2 separate regions of the Homo sapiens genome follow, and region 2 is linked to region 1. A link is a loop called in an ENCODE intact Hi-C map of the cell type or tissue named here. Cell type or tissue: mammary epithelial cell. All regions are shown on one strand. Each heading gives the region's core, and the rest is flanking DNA. Links, peaks and the distances in the headings are about the cores only. Region 1 holds the start of S100A9 (S100 calcium binding protein A9). Region 2 holds the start of LOC124904422 (a long non-coding RNA gene).

Region 1 (9,022 bases), core at 330-8,329:
TCCCAATATTTGAAGACTACTGACAGGATCAGTGGTGATATTAACAAATGTGGTGGGGCTTTTTTGCTTTTTTTGTTTTGTTTTGTTTTGTTTGTTTTTGAGACGGAATCTATCTCTGTCGCCCAGGCTGGAATTCAGTGGCATGATCTCTGCTCGCTGCAACCTCTGCCTCCCGGGTTCAAGTGATTCTCCTGCCTCAGTGTCCCAAGTAGCTGAGACTACAGGCATGTGCTACCACACATGGCTAATTTTTTGTATTTTTAGTAGAGATGGTGTTTCATAGTGTTAGCCAGGATGGTCTCGATCTCCTGACCTCATGATCTGCCCGCCTCAGCCTCCCAAAGTGCTGGGATTACAGGCGTGAGCCACCACGCCCGGCCAAATGTGGTTTATTTATATGTGTGTGTGATATATATAAATATGTATATATAGAGAGTAATAAATGATGTCAGCATTTAGAAGACGTACATAACTCAGTCAACCAATATTTTCCAAATGATCAATATATGAAGTCACAAAGTTTGGATAAAAGATCCATTAAATTTTAAGAGGGACCAATTGATTCTAATGTAACAGAGAACAAATAATTCATTGATATGGTTTCAGACTTTACGTTGCAACTAACCTTTGAGAAACCATCACTTGTTGGGTTTTGATGTAATATGAGAGAAGAATATCCACAATTATATATTTAAAGGCTATTAATGTATTCATCCCCTTTGCAACTACTTATCTGTGGGAGATTGGATTTTCTTCAAATCTTCAACCAAAGCAACATACAGCAATACCTTGTATGCAGAAGTAGATGTGATAAACCAGCTGTCTTCTTTGAAGCCATACAGTAAAAAGGTCTGCAAAAATGTGAAAAAAAAACACTCTTCTCACTAGCTTTTGACATATATATATAATTATTTTTAATTGTTTAAAAACGTGGTAATACGTAATGTGTTTATTAATGGTACTTTAAGTGAGTTAATAAATCATTTTAAATTTTTTAAACTTTTAATGTAGTAAATACTGATACATCTAATCCACAAAAGCTCTTTGGGATACTCAATAACTTCTATGAATACATATAAAAGGGTCCAGAGAGCAAAAAGATTAAAAACCTGGGGCCAAAGGAATCCCACAGGCTGTCCTGATGCAGATAGGCCACAAGGTGGCAGCATGCGCCCTCTGATAACTCCGGAGTCACCTTTCACTCACTAGGAGTCTCTGAGCAACCTCTTTTATCCATCACTCCCTTCCACTTCCTTCCTTACCTTCATGCTTCTGTGTGGCACGTCTTTTTTTTTTCTAACTAGCTTTATCCACCAACGCCTTCATAATTACAGGGCATAGCCATCTCCTAAGCATAAGTTCTGGCCAAACCAAGCCAGTCATTCATTTTATTCTGCAAACATTTGTCAGGTGTCACTCATATGCAAAGCTTATCATCCAGGGATGAGTACATTGAGAACACTGCTCTCAAGTAGTTAATAATATAATGAGGGAGACAGATCCAAACGCCAGTGATTATAATGCCTGCTGAGTGTGAAAACCCTTTATTCTTTACAAAGGGCTGTGGACTTCAAAGGGAGTCCTGAGAGCAGAGGATGCCAAAAGCCAGATGCTGAGATACTCGCCAAAAATTTCTGCAGAGATCTGGAACCTAGGGACATAGTGAGCGCAAAAGCCAGGTTCCCAAGAGATCGGGGAGGAGAAAGGGTTGGAGCAACAGAAGCCAGGCAACAAAAGGGAATGCCAGCTTTCTCAATTTTGAAGGTGGCATGTCTGAGAAATTAGGAGGATGATGAGCAGAGGCAGCCAAGGTGGAGACAGGGGGAGAGGTCCAGACTTGGGGAAGCTTAGGTTGAATGTCTAAGAAGCCAGATCATTGGAGGGTCCTCACTGTGGATGCTGGAGCAGCCCAGCATGGGGGCAGGGAGTGCGGCTGCTCTCAGCAGAGGGCCTCAGAGACCTCAGGATGGCCAGTCAAGGGAGGCCACAAGGATGCCAGGGGTGGTCAAAGCTTGATGTGGACTGAGCCCAAACGTGGTAGAACAATGGTCTGAAGCTACCCGTGGATAGCTTCTGTAAGTCATCCTAATGCACTAGAGTCTAGAATGAGCACTGGGGAAATGGGGGATGTTAGGGCGCTTGTGGTTAGGAGACCCGTACCCAGAGATCTCCAAGGAAGAGCACTTGGGACTCCCAGCAAGGAGGAAGACAGGGAGTGGAGGAATAGGCAGCAGGCTGTGCGCAGCCTGAGTGGGGCTGGGCCTCAGGCATCAGAGTCCCTGTGAGGAGAGGGACCTGACTTCACCTGCAGGTGGAGCAAGTAAGCCAGGAGACAGTGTCCAGGGGCCATGAGGCTAGTAGTAGTCATGAAGCCCACCAAGAGTCCATCAAAACTTGGAATCTGTGCTAGAAATGACCTAAGGGTCAGCTGTCCCAATCTCCTCATGTAATGGATAAGAAAATGGAGGCCCGAACATGGAAATCACTTCTAAAGACCACCAGCAAGTCTGAGAAAGCTAAGGACTAAAACCAGCTCAGTCCCTCAGTCCGGGTCCCACTGTGTGCCTGCTGTAACACCCCCATTACAACACAGGAGGGGTAAAGCTCCCTGAAAGACCACAGTGGGAGCTGCAGAGAAGGGAAAGACAGACCCGCAGTGGGTCCCAGGCATCTGGGAAAGAGCACAGTGATTTGATGGTAGCTGCAGGAACCTCTGCCTGCTTGTTTGTTTACTTGCTTGGTTGTTTGTTTGTTTGAAATGGAGTCTCACCCTGCCACCCAGGCCAGAGTGCAATGGCGCGATCTTGGCTCACTGCAACCTCTGCCTCCCAGGTTCAAGCGGTTCTCCTACCTCAGCCTCCTGAGTAGCTGGGATTACAGGTGCGCACCACCACACCCGGCTAATTTTTTGTATCTTTAGTAAAGATGGAGGTTTCACCATGTTGGCCATGCTAGTCTCGAACTCCTGACCTTGTGATCCACCCGCCTCGTGCTCCCAAAGTGCTGGGATTACAGGCGTGAGCCACCGTGCCCGGCCACTTATTTGTTTTTTAACCCAAAAAGCCACACCCTTTTCTCCCAGTGAAAACCTCGAGTCATTGTACAGAGCCAGGAAAATTGGCCCACCCACTTCATGCCCTAGCAGAAGGCTCCGACTTTCCCTGGAAAATCAGTACCCAGAGGGGAAGACCCCCATCCCACCATCCCTCAGTCCAACCTCTGGCCTCGGCTGGCAGTGAGGAGGCAGGTGGGTGTCGGCCACCTACTGATCATGCCAGGAATTGTCTGCTCCGGTCAGAACCAGAATGGCTCAGCCCTGGCCTCACCTGCGCCTGGGCTAGCCTGGAACCTGGGGGCCTGCAGTGGCCTTCTAAGATGGGGGCCCACTGTCAGCATCAGATCCCCCAAGTGCAGATTCCCGTCTGTTTTGAAACCCTGACCAGCTGCTCATTCCCACCCACTGCTGAGCCTTCTCTCCCCCAACTCCCTATTTTACTTTCATTCTGAATCAGCACTAAATGACCACAGTCAGTGGCTCTGCAGAAAGTCACAGAACAGAGGGTGACAGGCCAGTGTTTATGTCACATTCACTCATTTCATCATTGATTCATGCACTCCTGAATTTATTCAATCAACAAGCGTTCATCCAGTGCCTCTGAGCCAGCCCTTGCCTGGTGCTAAGACTTTGGAGGGTAGCAGGCAGCATCCCTGCCTAGAGGAGCCACAGTGGTGTGGAGGAATCAGAAAGTCCACCTGAAAGTTGAGAGCTCCATGACAAAGCAGAGATGCCTGCCGCACACCATCACTCAGGGTTTGAGTCACACACACCCTGCTTCATTGTCATGCTTTTTTTGTTTTTATTTTAAATTAATGGACAAATTGTATTAAACAGGAATTTTCATATAAAGCTTCAGATGTCCTGGGCCCTCAGGAGGTCCAAGAACATCTGGTCTACTTTCCCACGTGGCAGCCCTGGCCTGACACTGGCTGTCCCTTCAAGGTAGGAACGTTCTCATTCCCCACAGTTGCCACCACTGTCCAGTGTCCCCAACCCTGAGGCCCCATATCAGTGGCCACAAGTTGCCCTACTGCTGCCGTTGATGTTCTCATGCCCCACCAGCTTCACCTTGGGTCTGGTTCCCGCAAGGGTGAGTTGGAGATCCTTGGTCCTGAGTGAGAAGTGCTTTGTCAGAGGCAGCAGAGGGCGCCATGGGAGCACACAGGAAGGGCGCCTGGGGCTGTGCAGGGACTGCAGAACAGGCTGCACTGGCACACAGGGTTGGCTGCTGGCTGCTGGCTGCTGGCTGCTGGCTGGGTTTCCTCTATTAGCTTAAACAATGGAAGGTGGACTTGGATAGGAAATCTACCTCATGTATTCCTGAGCTGTGTCTGCACCGTTCATTCATTCGTAGGCGACTCATGTATTCAAGCACTCATTTATTTATTAGATGCTTGCTGTGTGCTTAGCACTGTGCCAAGCCCTGTCCTTAGCTACCAAGAGTTTAAAACGTAATTTGGAAGACAGGATATAAGATTATGTCTCCCCTTTGTATTGCGACTCACTCATCAAGTTCTCCCAGCATCTAGCATTCATATCTGGCACTCAGTAGGTGCTCAACAAATATTTGTTGCATAAATGAATGAAAAGATTATTAGTAATAATACCTTTTATTTACTGAGCTCTTCCCAACTTTCCATGTATTGTCGCAATCCTCAAGGTAAGTCCTGATATTATCCTATTTTATTGATAAGAAAAGTAAGGCACAGAGAAGTTAAGTAAACTGCCTAAGGTCACACAGACAGTCTGAAGTCTTAACCACTACTCCAGGTGCATCTCAGCAGTGTGAGGCAGGCCATGCTTAGGGCCAATGCTTAGCACACACAGAGATTGCCTCAGGCTTTCAGAGGACAAAGCAGTCAGGAGGGGCTGGGGCAATAAAGGAAGGCTTCATGGAGACAGAACAAAATAACCAGTGCAGGTAGAAGAAGAGAACCATCTTTCCTGATAGAGAGAGGGGGCAGCAAGCAAGAGGGAGTCCCAGGGTGGATCATCCATACTGGCTTCCAGGGGTGACGGGAAAGGATGCCAGCAAGGACTTCAGCAAGGATCAATCAGCAAATCCGAGGGTGTCTCTCTTGCCAAGCCCCGGGCTGTGTGCATAGGAGAAGGAGAACATGAATGAGAACCTACCTTTGAGGATCTACAGCCAATTGTTGGACAGAGGCAAAATATGTATATAATTTTACTCCAGGAAAGCAAGTGTTGAGAGCCAGAAGTGGTATGAGAATCATAGTCAGGAAGACAGAAACTGTTTCCAAATGGGAAGCACAGAGCAGTCTCCTTGGAAGAGAGTGCATTAGAACTGAGCCGTGGGGGCGGGCAGGATATCACTGTGGAGTAGGGGAAGGGCACTCCTGGGGTGGCAAGGTGGGAGGTGGGCCCTGTGTTCCCACAGTGGGCAGGGAGGTAGTGAAAGGGAAGCTGGCCGGACAGGCAGGGCCATTCCAAGAGGGCTTTGTGCGCAGGGCTAAGCCAAGCTTTCTCCATAGGCAATGGGGAGCAACTGGAGGTTCGTAGCAGGAGAAGGACACATCTTGCCCACCAGGAGGCTAAGTAAAAACAGTTGTCTCCCAAGTTATAAGTTCCTGGAACCCTTGCTGGGAGCAGGATTTAGAAAAATGATGCTGAGAGATGCTAGAAACATATTCGCCCTGAGGCTCTCTCACTCAGACTGCAAGAGGAAGGTATCATCAGAATTGCCCTTAACCAGGAACCAGAATAGCTGGGTCCCCTTCCTGCCAAGTCAGCAACCAGCTATGTGACCTTGCTCAGGTCCATCTCCGGGTGTCAGTTTCTTCATCTACAATGCAAGAGGGTTGCCCACCTCTGAGAACCCTTCTAACCCCAAATCTCACCCTATGAATCTAAGAACACCAACCCCTCGCCATCCTAAGTATCACAGAGCCAGGCAAGCATGGGTGAGAGCTCAGACCATCCTTGTTGGACTAAAAGGAAGGGGCAGACTGCCCATGGGGGGCAGCCGAGAGGGTCAGGCCCCCATAGGTCCTCAGCCTGCTTCAACCTCAAAGGGGATGGGGGGCTGAGTGGTGCCAGAGGAGCAGCAGGCTCGCTCGGGGAGAGTAGGGCCTTAGGATAGAAGGGAAATGAACTAAACAACCAGCTTCCTCCCAAACCAGTTTCAGGCCAGGGCTGGGAATTTCACAAAAAAGCAGAAGGCGCTCTGTGAACATTTCCTGCCCCGCCCCAGCCCCCTTCCTGGCAGCATTACCACACTGCTCACCTGTGAAGCAATCTTCCGGAGACAGGGCCAAAGGGCCAAGTGCCCCAGTCAGGAGCTGCCTATAAATGCCGAGCCTGCACAGCTCTGGCAAACACTCTGTGTGGCTCCTCGGCTTTGGTAAGTGAGCTGCCAGCTTCCCCAGGCAGAAGCCTGCCTGCCGATTCCTTCTTTCCTTCCCTGACCCAACTTCCTTCCAAATCCTCCTCCTAGAAGCCCTCCTTGGTTGGCCCTGCCTACTTTAAAGCTTCTTTCACATTTTCTTAGGTCATGTTCCCCTGGGGCCTCCTGCCCTCAAATGCTTTGCTTTTTGGCACTCTGTAGATATTCTAAAAAATCATTTTGTACATGTGTGTGACAGGCCATCTCCCAGTTAAGTTGCAGCCTGTGCTTTCTTTTTATTTTGCACTTCCCCCACTATTTCTGTGAGTGCTTAGTAGGAAGTGTCAAAGAAGCTTGACAGCATTTTCTTCTAAGTGTCCCAACTCTTGGTTTTCCATTACACAGACAGAGTGCAAGACGATGACTTGCAAAATGTCGCAGCTGGAACGCAACATAGAGACCATCATCAACACCTTCCACCAATACTCTGTGAAGCTGGGGCACCCAGACACCCTGAACCAGGGGGAATTCAAAGAGCTGGTGCGAAAAGATCTGCAAAATTTTCTCAAGGTAGGGCTGGACTCTGGCAGGTCTGACCCAGCCTCACCGCAGTTTGGGTTGACAAGGGAGGATGGGAGTATGGGCTACAGCAATCAAGGGGAAGATTTGAGCTCCTGGAGCCCAGCCCCAAGACGCAGCGAGTGTCCTGTTATACAGGGCAGGTGCTCACAGTTACACAGGACGACAGGGTCAAGAAATTGCTCAATTGAACACCTGCTATTTGTCGGGCCCTGTTCTGGGCAGAGGGATGTAGTGGTAAATGGGGAGCCCACTATTCCAGTGGAGGGAGACACACAGTAAAGTTGTTGGCCAATAAAGAGCACAGATAAAGCCAAATGCCAATAAGTGCCTGGAAGAAAATGAGATAGAGTGCGCTGTGGGCAATGGGGCTGGGTGGGGTGGAGGTGACCAGTTAGGGTACATGAGAAGGGCCTCTTTGAGGAGGTAACATTTGAGCTGAGCCCCGAATGTTGGGGAGGGAAGCCCCTGAGGATGACACTTGGCACAAAGCTGAGGAGACCCTAAGCCTCAGGCGGGAACTTGGGGTGGAAGACTTGGGGGCTTTTCTAATCCTAAGGGTCTGCGGTGGAAAATGAATGCATAAAGAGCACATGGAGAGCACCTGCACAGCACTCAGGGAACTGGGAGGTTTTTCCCCCGCTCCAAAAATGATTAGGCAGTTCTAAGAAAAAGGCTGAGCACTTCCAACAGCCTTTTTGTTTTCTTTTCAAATTTGGGGAAAGTCGGGAAACAGAGGCCTGCATTAAGAAGGGTGGAACACATGGGTCTCAGTCTCAGTTCCAGTCCCGGAGCCAGACATCCTGGGGTAGGTCCCCAGCCCTCCCAGTGCCCCTCCCTCCGCCTTGGTAAGGTGGAGAATTGCAGCCTTCAGAGTTAGGGGCCCTGACAGCTCTCCATAGGTGGAGGCCTCAGGCAGGCAGGATGCTGGGTGGGGTAGGCAAGAAAGGGCCCAGCAGAGAGGCCGCATGGCAAAACTATCCTCCATGTGACCCCCTATGCCCGCTTCACCCCCCACCTGACATCCCCCACCAGAAGCAAAGCGATGCTGTGGGAAAGGAAGCAGAGCCTCATGGATGGGCTGCACAGGAGAGTGCTCGCATTGGCTGGGTACCCCACAGGTTCTGGGAGGGGACTTAGCGAGGTGACTCAGCCAGAGGGTGGCAGAGCTGGAACCAACCAGTGCTCTCTTGGACCCCGCCTGGGTCTGGGTCTTCCACCTCCCCTGATGTCTCTCCTTTTTTTTTTTTTTTTTTTTTTTTTGAGACAGAGTTTCGCTCTTATTGCCCAGGCTGGAGTGCAACGGCACAATCTCGGCTCACCACAACCTCCACCTCCTGGGTTCAAGCGATTCTCCTGCTTCAGCCTCCAGAATAGCTGGGATTACAGGCATGCACCACCATGCCTGGCTAATTTTGTTATTTTTTGTAGAGACAAGGTTTCTCCATGTTGGTCAGGCTGGTCTCGAACTCTTGACCTTAGGTGATCTGCCTGCCTCGGCCTCCCAAAGTGCTGGGATTACAAGCATGAGCCACCCTGTCCGACCATCTCCCCTTTTATACTTTATCACACCCTTGAGGTCAGCGGAGCACATACTCTGCTCTCTGACCCTCCATCTCCCCTGCCCACACCTAGTTTTTCTAGGTGTTTCCCCGTTGTATTGGTTGAAATAAGTTTCACTAATTGGTAACCTCCAGAGGGAAGGGAAGGGAGGGCAGGGGAAGGAGTGAAGTGCAGAGGGGTAGCAGAGTGGAACTGGCCTCTAAGTCAGATCTGAATTTGCATGCCCTCAATAGTCAAGCTGTGAAAACTAATGACCCTCTCTAGGACTGGTTTCAAGTCTTCCTCCAGGAAGATACCATTCCTAGCTGTTAAAGTTGTTATAAGGACCAAATGAGGTGACATTTCCAGGCTTACTCATGCCATGACCAGGGCAAGACCCTGGAACTCAGCTTCCTCTTCTATAAATAGAGAATCAGCACCCAAGTCACAGGGTCATGGAGGGAATAAACTGGAGAGCGTTTGGTATGTGCTCAGTGTCT
Region 2 (9,022 bases), core at 300-8,299, 110 kb after region 1:
AGAGTTCCTGTTGCTCCACATCCTTCTTCAGCATTTGCTGTTGTCCAGTGTTCCAGATTTTGGGCATTCTCATAAGTGTGTACTGGTATCTCATTGTTGTTTTAATTTGCATTTCCTTGAGGACATATGATGTGGAGCATCTTCTGATATGCTTATTTGTCACCTTCTGTATCTTCTTTGATGAGATATCTGTTAAGGTCTTTGGCCCATTTTCTAATTGTTTGGTTTGTGTTCTTATCGTTGAGTTTTAAGAGTTCTTTGTATGTTTTGGATAACATACAAAGTCTGATATGTCTTTTGTAAACATTTTCTCCCAGTCTGTGGCTTATCTTTTCATTCTCTTGACAATATCTTTCACAAAGAGAAATGTTAAATTTTAAAGAAGTCCAGCTTATGAATTCTTTCTTTCATGGATTGTGCCTTGGTGTTGCCATCTAAAAGTCATCACCAAAACCAAGATGATCAAATTTCCTCTTATGCTACCATCTAGGAGTTTTGTAACATTGTGTTTGCATGTAGGTCTATGATTCATTTTGAGTTATGTATCATCACTGTTTAGAAAAAAGGAACAGAGGAAAAGTAATACAAAAGGAATCAGGGACAACAATATTAATACAAGACAACAAAGAATTCTAAGAAAAGGGATTAAATGAAAAAGAAGAATATTTCTTATTGATTAGTGTGCAAGTCACCAAGATGCGGTAGTCTTATTCTTTTTTTTTCTTTTTCTTTTTTTTGAGACAGAATTTCGCTCTTGTTACCCAGGTTAGAGTGTAGTGGTGTCATCTTGGCTCACTGCAACCTCCTCCTCTTGGGTTCAAACGATTGTCCTGCCTCAGCCTCCAGAGTAGCTGGGATTACAGGTGCACGCCACCACATCCAGCTAATTTTTGTATTTTTAGTAAAGATGGGGTTTCATCATGTTGGCCAGGATGGTCTCGAAGTCCTGACCTCAGGTAATCCACCCTCCTTGGCCTCCCAAAGTGCTGGGATTACAGGTGTGAGCCACCAGGCCCAGCAATAATAGTCCTATCCTTATACACATAAGAACACAATTTTGAATTATATAAAGCAAACACTGAAAGAAATTAATGGAAACTGACAAACTTATATCACTTGGCAGGTTTTGGCAGAGTCTGCCCAGGAACTTCACAAAGCCATCAGATAACAAAACACCAGTAATGGCACAGAGCAGGGCGGGCAGATGCTGCCACAGCCCAGAAGCAGCCCCAGACACAAGTCCCCGTGAATGATGATGGCTGTGTCCAATAAACACTAACCTCCAGAAACAGGTGGCCAGCTGGATTTGGCTTAAAGACCATAATTTGCTGATTCCTGATATAAACTATTTGAAGGACACACTTAAATTTATTTATACACACATACATTCATAAATTCATGCCCAACCATAGAGAATACACATAAATTTCAAACATATTTGAGACATCCAAAAAACTGATCATTTGTTTTTGCTAAAATGAAAATCTCAGCAAATTAGCCTTAATAGGGGCCTTATCTTTTGCACCTGCTCATCAGGTTGAACCCTGTGAGCCCTTCCCCTGTGTCATGTCTGGAACAAACACTCTCCATAAACCCACCCTACTCCATCACACATCCAACCTCTCAGCCACTGCTGATCCCCCAGGAGAGCTCACAACAGGCTGGTCGTGAACAGGAATTTGGCTGGTTGATATCTTCATCTCCTCCATCGTTTTGGGGAGCTCCCCTCTCCCCAGTCTGAGGTAGAAGCAACATACTCCTGGGTCTCTAGAAGATCTCAAGTTGCTGGGGGAAGAGAACAGAAAGCAATTTGTTCTTTTTGCTGTATTTTATCCATTCATTTATGCTGTGAGTGCTGACTCTGTTCTGAGTGTGCAGGTGTCAGGGTGGCAGGGAGATGGATTGAAAGTGGACCGTGCTTTGAGCAATGCTCCGGCCCCAGGAGAGAACTCCAATGAGCCACTGGGTGGTGAGAGAGTGGAGTCGGACAGCGCCCGGAAGCCCCCAGGTCCCCAGGCAGTTCAGTGGCACTTTCTCTGTGAAGCCTTCTCCAGGCAGAGACATCATCCCCATGTCCCTGCGTGTCTCAGTGACAGCCCTGGCCACACATATGCTATGTTTGCTGCCACCCAGCCATGTCTTATATTGTGCCCCCAGCCTCCAGTGCAGAGAACTCCATAAACATTGGCCAAACTAGCAAGTGAGGCAGGTGTCTTCAGAAAGGTTCAGATAAAGTGTGTGAGAATTTGGAAGAGGAGAAATCACTTTTCAGGTGGGGGAACCAGGGGAAGCTTTGTAGGGGCGTCCTTTCAATAGGCCATAGAGCACTTCCAGGAGCCACGGTGAGAGGGACAGGGCAGAGGGAGCCACGGGAATGTTCCGAGACAGCCAGCTGTTCTGTTTGGGGTCCTTCTGGGTGGTGTTGGCCAGCTGCATCTCTGGACTCGTGCAGCAGTTGGGGGAGCGGGACAGAGAGACAGAGAGAGAGTTCTGCAGCATTCACAAGAGGTTATTAGGACTCAGTTCTGCTGTGAGCCATCCACACTGGAGGATGAGAACACCCAGCTGCAGCCCAGAGCCTGTGGTCCCACTGTTAGGTTTTGAAGGGAAGGCAAGGGTTAAAGAAAGACACAGAGAGAGTCGGTGGCTCTATGGCAACACAGGTTTTACATCCAGCACAAGACCTGAGGAGGTGGGGGACAAGCTTAATGCCAGAGCCCCCTGCCGCTTACAGGCTGGCGTAATTTATAGGTCTAGGTGGGGGTCTGGGCAGTATGGCTAGCTCGCCGGGAGGATATTGATAAGATGTTCCTGTGATCAGGCGGTTTGGACCTTTTTCCAGCGGGATGTGATAGGCTGTTTCTTGGACCTTTGCCCCGCAGGATATGATGGGGATGTTCCTTCAGTTGCGCCTTTGCCCAGCAGGGTATGATAAGGATGCTCTTGTGCCTTGCGGTCAGGTGGTTAGGCAGGATGTTTCTCACGGCCTGAATCCACATGGAATGTTTCACTCTGACCAGGGTCCGCAAAATGGCAGGGGGCTTACAAAATGGTGCAGTTTGGACTAACACCCACCATCCTGTCGAATGGGTTTGCTGGGAGGATTTACTGTCAATTCTGTTAGCCTGATAAGGGAGGTTGCTTTCTCGGAGGCCGCATACACAGACAGTGCTGGGAAGTGACCCATGCGTACCCTGAGAAATGTATCTGTTCAACCAAATTTCAAGTTGGCAATGATCATTCTTCGTCTCGCCCAATTTCAAGAGGAGGCTGGGCCCTGTAGGTTAAAACTGGAAAGCTGGAGAAAGCAGTGGAGGTCACTCCAGGAAGACTCCCTGGCCAAAGAGGACTGTAGGATTCTGACTTACAGTCAGGGCTGTTTCCGTTACAGTTGGCCCCAGTCAGAGACCCAGGATGAAACTCTGGCCCTGAGCGCGGAGAATAGGTTTTCTGTTTCCCAAGCTTCCACACGGTGGCGCCACCGAGCACCCACCTCGCCAGAGTTGCGAGGCGGTTCCACGTGGCTGGGCCGTCCTTGCCGGTTCTCGCCCTTATTTAGGTTGTGTGTCCCACTTCGGGCAGCAGTCTTGCAGCTTTTTAAAAAAGAGATCTTCACCAAAAGCTCCTGAAGGGCAGAGGGCTTTTCTTATTTAATTTGCATTCTTCTCTCTGCAATGCCTACCAGAGGGCGCTGCACAAAATCATGTATTGGGGATGCAATTGTTAATCGAGTTGGTAGAAACAGGAATAAATTAAAATAATTAAATTTTTAGTAATGGTGGGTTACGTAAATCTTGATGCCTATACACATGGAATCCCTGTGATGATACGAAATGGACATTTGGTCTTTGTCCCTGTTCCTGACACCAAGCGTCTGAAATCCTTGGAATCTCCCGAATGACAGGGGAGAGGGAGCATCTTTTGTTATTCATAACAACCCCCTTCCTGCCATACTGAGTGTGTGCTAATGAGGTGACTCTTGGTGGACCCCTAAATAGCTTCAGGATGGGGCTGGTTGCCAGAGGAAGCAACCATGTGATTACAGGGCTGGAGCTTTCAGCCCCAGGCTGGGCCTCCAGGGAGCGGCTGGGGAAGGACTTCAATCACCAGTGGCCAATTATTTAATCAACCATGCCTAAATGAAGTGACTGCCATAGAAACCCCAAACGATGGGGCTCAGAGAGCTGTCGGGCTGCTGAGTGGGTGGGGTGCCAGAAGGGTGGGCGCCTGGGGTGGGCCTTGAAGCTCCGTGCTGCCCCTCATACATGGCCCTGCGTGTCTCTTCCACGTGGCTTTTCCTGAGTTGCATTCTTTGTAGTAAACCAGTAATCATGAGTAAAGTGCCTCCCTGAGTCCCGTGAACTCTTGTAGCAGATTATCTAACCTGAGGAGGGGATTTGTAGGAACCTCCAATTTTAGCCAGTTAGTCAGAAGTATGGGCGGTCAGGTGCTGCGACTGGCATCTGAAGTGGGGGCAGTGTTGTGGGGCTGAGCCTTCACCTTGTGGGGTCTGTGCTAACTCTGGGTAGTTAGGATCAGAACGGAATTGCATGATACCCCGACAGTGTTCAGACAGTTGGAGAATTGGTTGGTGTGGGGATTTTTAAAAAAGGAAATATAACCCCCACACATTTGGCATCAGAAGTGTTGTGAGTCAGAATGGTTCAGGAATTCCATACAATGTAGCTATCTAGAATCAAGCACTCAGAAAATATTTAAGAACTGGGGAAATGTTTTAAAAATAGTCCTAATTGAAAAAGCAGATGATAAAGCAGCCGGGAAAAGGCAAAGCCGTGCCACAGGGTGGACGTGGAGTGGGGGTGGGGAGGGGGTTAATGTGACATGATTGCTCCACATGAGACAAGGCCACAGAACTCAGGAAACAAAGCTTGTTTTGAGCAAGAGTCCTGTCAGATTTTGACAGGAGGCAGAGCAGAGAGAAGATATCTTTACATAGGTGAAGCTAACAGTTCATGATAAAGTGTTCTCAGCCTTCACATTCACAGTCAACAGATTTTCAACAAGCCCGCCAAGCCAATTCAATGGAGAAAGAATAGTCTTTCCAACAAATGATGCTGGGACAAGTGGACAGCCACATGCAAAATAATGAAGCTGGACCCCTTCCTTCCTTCATACGCACAAATTAACTCAGAATAGGTCACAGCCCTACACATAAGAGCTAAAACAAACTCTTAGAAGAAAATATAGAAGTAAATCTTCAAGACTGAGGTCTTGAATATCTTTGCATATGCTACTGAGGCTTTATGACTTTACTTTCCACAGTTAGACCTACAATCCACTTGGAATTGTCATTTTGTCTGCTTGTGTGGTCTAGTTTCATGAGCATGAGCATCCAGTTGATCCAGTAAAATGTATTGAGAAGCTTGTGCTCAGCAGTGCCACTTTTGTCACAGAATAAATATACCATACGTGTGTGTCTTTTTCTCAGGCCTCTATTTAGTTCTGTTGATCTATGTGACTGTCATTGAACCAGCCCAGCAGTATCTGTTACCAGGGCTATTGTGATAAATCTTAACATCTAGTACTGTAGATCCTCCCATCTTTTTCATAATTGTCTTGGGTATTATTGGCCTTTCCATATGTTTTTTAGAGTTAACTTGTCAATTTCTACAAAAATTCCAGCAAGGACTTTGGGATTGGGATTGCACTGAATCTACAGGTTGTGTTTGGGAGAACTGACAGCTTTACAATAGCAGAGTGTTCCAGTCCATGAACGTGGTATATCCCTTACTAAAAACCTTTCAGTCGTTTCCCATCCTGCTTAAAGTTCAAATTTTGCGAAGTCCTCATTGGCTTGTCCTCTGCCTGCCGCTCAGACCTCATTTCCTGTCTCTCTGAACTCCATTTACACCACTCCAGCCCTTCTTTCTGCCCCTCCGTCAGCCCAGGCTGGCTCCTACCTGAGCACTTCTGTTCCAGCTCTTTCCTCTAACCATCGAGCCCTTCTCCTGCTCTCCCCAAGGTTGGATCCCCTGTTATTTATTCTGAGCCAAATATAAGTGACCGTGGCCCATGACACAGGCCGAGGAGGGTGGATCACCTGAGGTCAGGAGTTGGAGACCAGCCTGGCCAACATGGCAAAACCCCATCTCTTCTAAAAATACAAAAATTAGCCAGGTGTGGTGGTGGGTGCCTGTATTCCCAGCTACTCGGGAGGCTGAAGCAGGAGAATCACTTGAACCCAGGAGGCAGAGGTTACAGTGAGCTGAGATCGCACCACTGCACTCCAGCCAGGGAGATAGAGCGAGACTCGGTCTCAAAAAAAAAAAAGAAAGAAAGAAAGATTTAAAAGGTCTGTAAAGAAGAAAGTATGAATAAGCTAGTGAGAACTGGCAAAAATCCCAAAAGGAGCCTCAATATTTAATCAGTATAACCTGATTCATTGTATTGAGTACTATACTACATTTCTTTAATTTTTAAGATAATTGCTTTATCCTCTCCACCCCAACTCCACTGCCCTCTTAGCTAGCAATTGAATATTATCCTTCTTGAGGTCTTTCCAATCCTTGAGTTTTCTAAAACCCTGGGTGGGAGCGGGCTTGGGGTCAGGGGTGCTTAAGGGTCAATTGTGGGTAAACTTCTGAAGACTAAATTATGATTTTTTTTATCTTGCCCAAATTCCTATCTAAAGAATCTGAGGAGTCAACCCCTACAAACCATAAATTCTCATCAGATGGGTTTGATTTAACCCTATATATCATGACTTACTTTCCATGCTGACTCTGGTATAACATTACAAGGCAAGGAGGAAAATCAAAATATTTTACCCCAAAAACATGTTTCTTTGTCACAAGTTGAAATGGCCCTGCAAGCTTTGTCCTTTTAGGGGAAAATTCACATCTGTGAAAAATCTCTATTAACATAGCTAGACCTTTTTCTTCCAGGCCCCTCCAATTCTGAATAGATTAGCTAAGAGTCTAGCACCTTTTGAAGGGTCTGAATACCAAACATTTTGCCAACTCTTCTTTCTAAGGGCAACCGCTATGAGACTTCAAAAGAACATTGGTCTCCACAATCTTTTATCTTAACCTGAACATTTTCTTTCGATTTATCCCAGGTCCTTCCTCTCCATTAGCCTGCCCAGCATACCTGGAGCCCCTGCAGATGGCAAGCTATGGGATGTAAAAGCTAGAAAGCACATCCTCTTCCCTAAAGGCAAGCACTTGCTAATCACAGGTCTTACCTGAGGGAAGGGAATGAGAAGTCTTGTCTTTGAATGAAGATTGAAGTGTCTTGAACAGCACAAAGGATACAACTGGAATGGCTGTGAGAGGCCACTCATGAGAGGCAAAGCAGGTGGGAGTTGGAAGTGGTGGGCCAGGACTTTGGGCAATTTATCTTAGCAATCACTTGACTCCAATGACACCAGGCATGGAAAAGCCAATGCTGAATAGAATAACACTGGAAAATGAGGGTGAGTGGTTCACTGTGGCCCCAATCCAAAAGAAATAGTTTAATAGGGGAATTTCAGTAACAAGCTGGAGGTGAGATACTTCGAGGTATAGGACTTTTTCTTGTCCCTCAAATCCCCGTTTTTGACCAAATAATGCATATATATGCCACTTTGGGTTAGTTTGGATCCTCCAAGAAGAGGCCAAGACAAGATTAGGCATGCAAAAATGTTATTAGAGGAAACACCTGTGAAGGATGACTGGGGAGGAAGAAGATAGCAAGAGAAGGAAGGGAAAGCCTTCAGACTTCAATGCAAGCCTGAAACCTGAGAAGGGACCCGGGAGGAAGGAGAATTGGGTAAGAAGAGTCTCAGACTACAGCATAGTTCCAAGAAAGGGTTAGCCATGCGTGTTGGGAGTCCCCAAGCCAGTCATCCATGGAGGACCCCCACGTCTTTCAGTAACAGGCCCACTTGGTATTCCTGCCATGCTCAGTCATTGCCTGAGAGAAGCCCCACAGGAAGTGTGGCCCAAGTACAAAAGTTTTGGTGGATCCCAGCAGCAGGGGCAGCCGCTGGGATTGTCAATCCACTATGCCACCTCTAGCAGGAGAGCCCTGTAACAGGCATATTTTTATAACCTCTGTAGTCCACTTCTTGTCCATCACAGATCTGCTTTTCCACATTGGCTAGAGAAGAGCTCCTCCATGGTTACCATGGGCCTCTTTCCCCAAAGCATAACTCAGAAGACAGAGACTAGGGAGTGAATTACCGCCCATCATTGTAGCTGGTCTCTGGGATACAGCTGGTACTCCTCTCCTTCCTCTTCTATGCACTCTAAATTCCCCTCACCCTTCACTATCACCTTGGCAGATCTTAATGATGTTCCTAATGGTATAACCCAAACCTTTATTTCTGAAGATGCTGAGTCCTTGACCATCATCTCATTCTCAGACCAGAGTTTCTGCACTTATCTATTCACAGTTACAATGGGGCAAGGGAGTAACAGGAAGTGGCCAAGTGAATCACTTGGGTTCTACACATATTCCTCCCTGCCTCCATTGTGTAACAGCAGCCCTATCTCCTGTGGATCAACATCAATTATTCCTGCCCCAAGATTGACTCATCTTCTGCCCTGTTGGTCCCCTTTCCCCAGTTGGTCCCCTGTTGACCTCCTCTACCCTGTTGGTGCCCTGGTAGCAGCTGTAGCTTGTAGTTCAATGCAGCCTTGTTGTGTCCCCTGGCAAGAATGTGCCTCCTCTGGGGACAAAGATCTTCAACCTTTCAGAACCAAGAGTTGTGGGGATAAAAACTACAAACTCCCCAGGTGGGTCCCTGAAGTGATTGTAAGTGGGGCCAACCATGAGTCTTCAGGAAGGAAAGGAAATAGTTAATGTATCTACTGCTTCCTGAAGGATAGAACCTCAGCCTTGCAAAGTGTTGCCTCTGAGCAGGTGCTTCAGCTGTGCCTTTTGAGGTGGTTCCAGGGCTCTGTGAGGCCAGCTGCTTCTGGGGGATGTGGTGTGTGATACCACCATGATCTGGATCCATCCCACACCCACTTCCCTATAAAACTGAGTCCCCTGGGTGCATTCCATGCCTGTGGATAGG

The links. A loop is a pair of places that touch in the nucleus more often than their neighbours do. Peaks named below come from ENCODE experiments on the same cell type or tissue, not always from the same donor. Only the 100,000 strongest peaks of a DNase experiment are listed, where the experiment ranks them.
Region 2: it touches region 1 in a loop (8-fold over the local background); 3 of 110 quality-filtered maps call a loop at or near these places.

What each region holds. Positions count from the first base shown.
Region 1 is chr1:153,351,463-153,360,484 of GRCh38, forward strand. S100A9 (S100 calcium binding protein A9) reads left to right here and starts at 6,392. Exons shown (of 3, transcript NM_002965.4): 1 at 6,392-6,419; 2 at 6,807-6,971. The coding sequence starts at 6,822. RefSeq lists silencers at 1,214-1,263, 2,289-2,338. In mammary epithelial cell, for the core only: CTCF peaks have their summits at 1,147 (motif pointing right), 2,319 (motif pointing right), 3,260 and 4,195 (motif pointing right); DNase peaks (open chromatin) are centred at 4,219 and 6,289; H3K4me3 peaks cover 130 bases; H3K27ac peaks cover 468 bases.
Region 2 is chr1:153,462,446-153,471,467 of GRCh38, forward strand. It overlaps LOC124904422 (a long non-coding RNA gene), which reads right to left and starts at 3,665. Exons shown (of 2, transcript XR_007066629.1): 1 at 3,494-3,665; 2 at 1,349-1,785. In mammary epithelial cell, for the core only: a CTCF peak has its summit at 3,466 (motif pointing right); no DNase peak of the experiment used is centred there.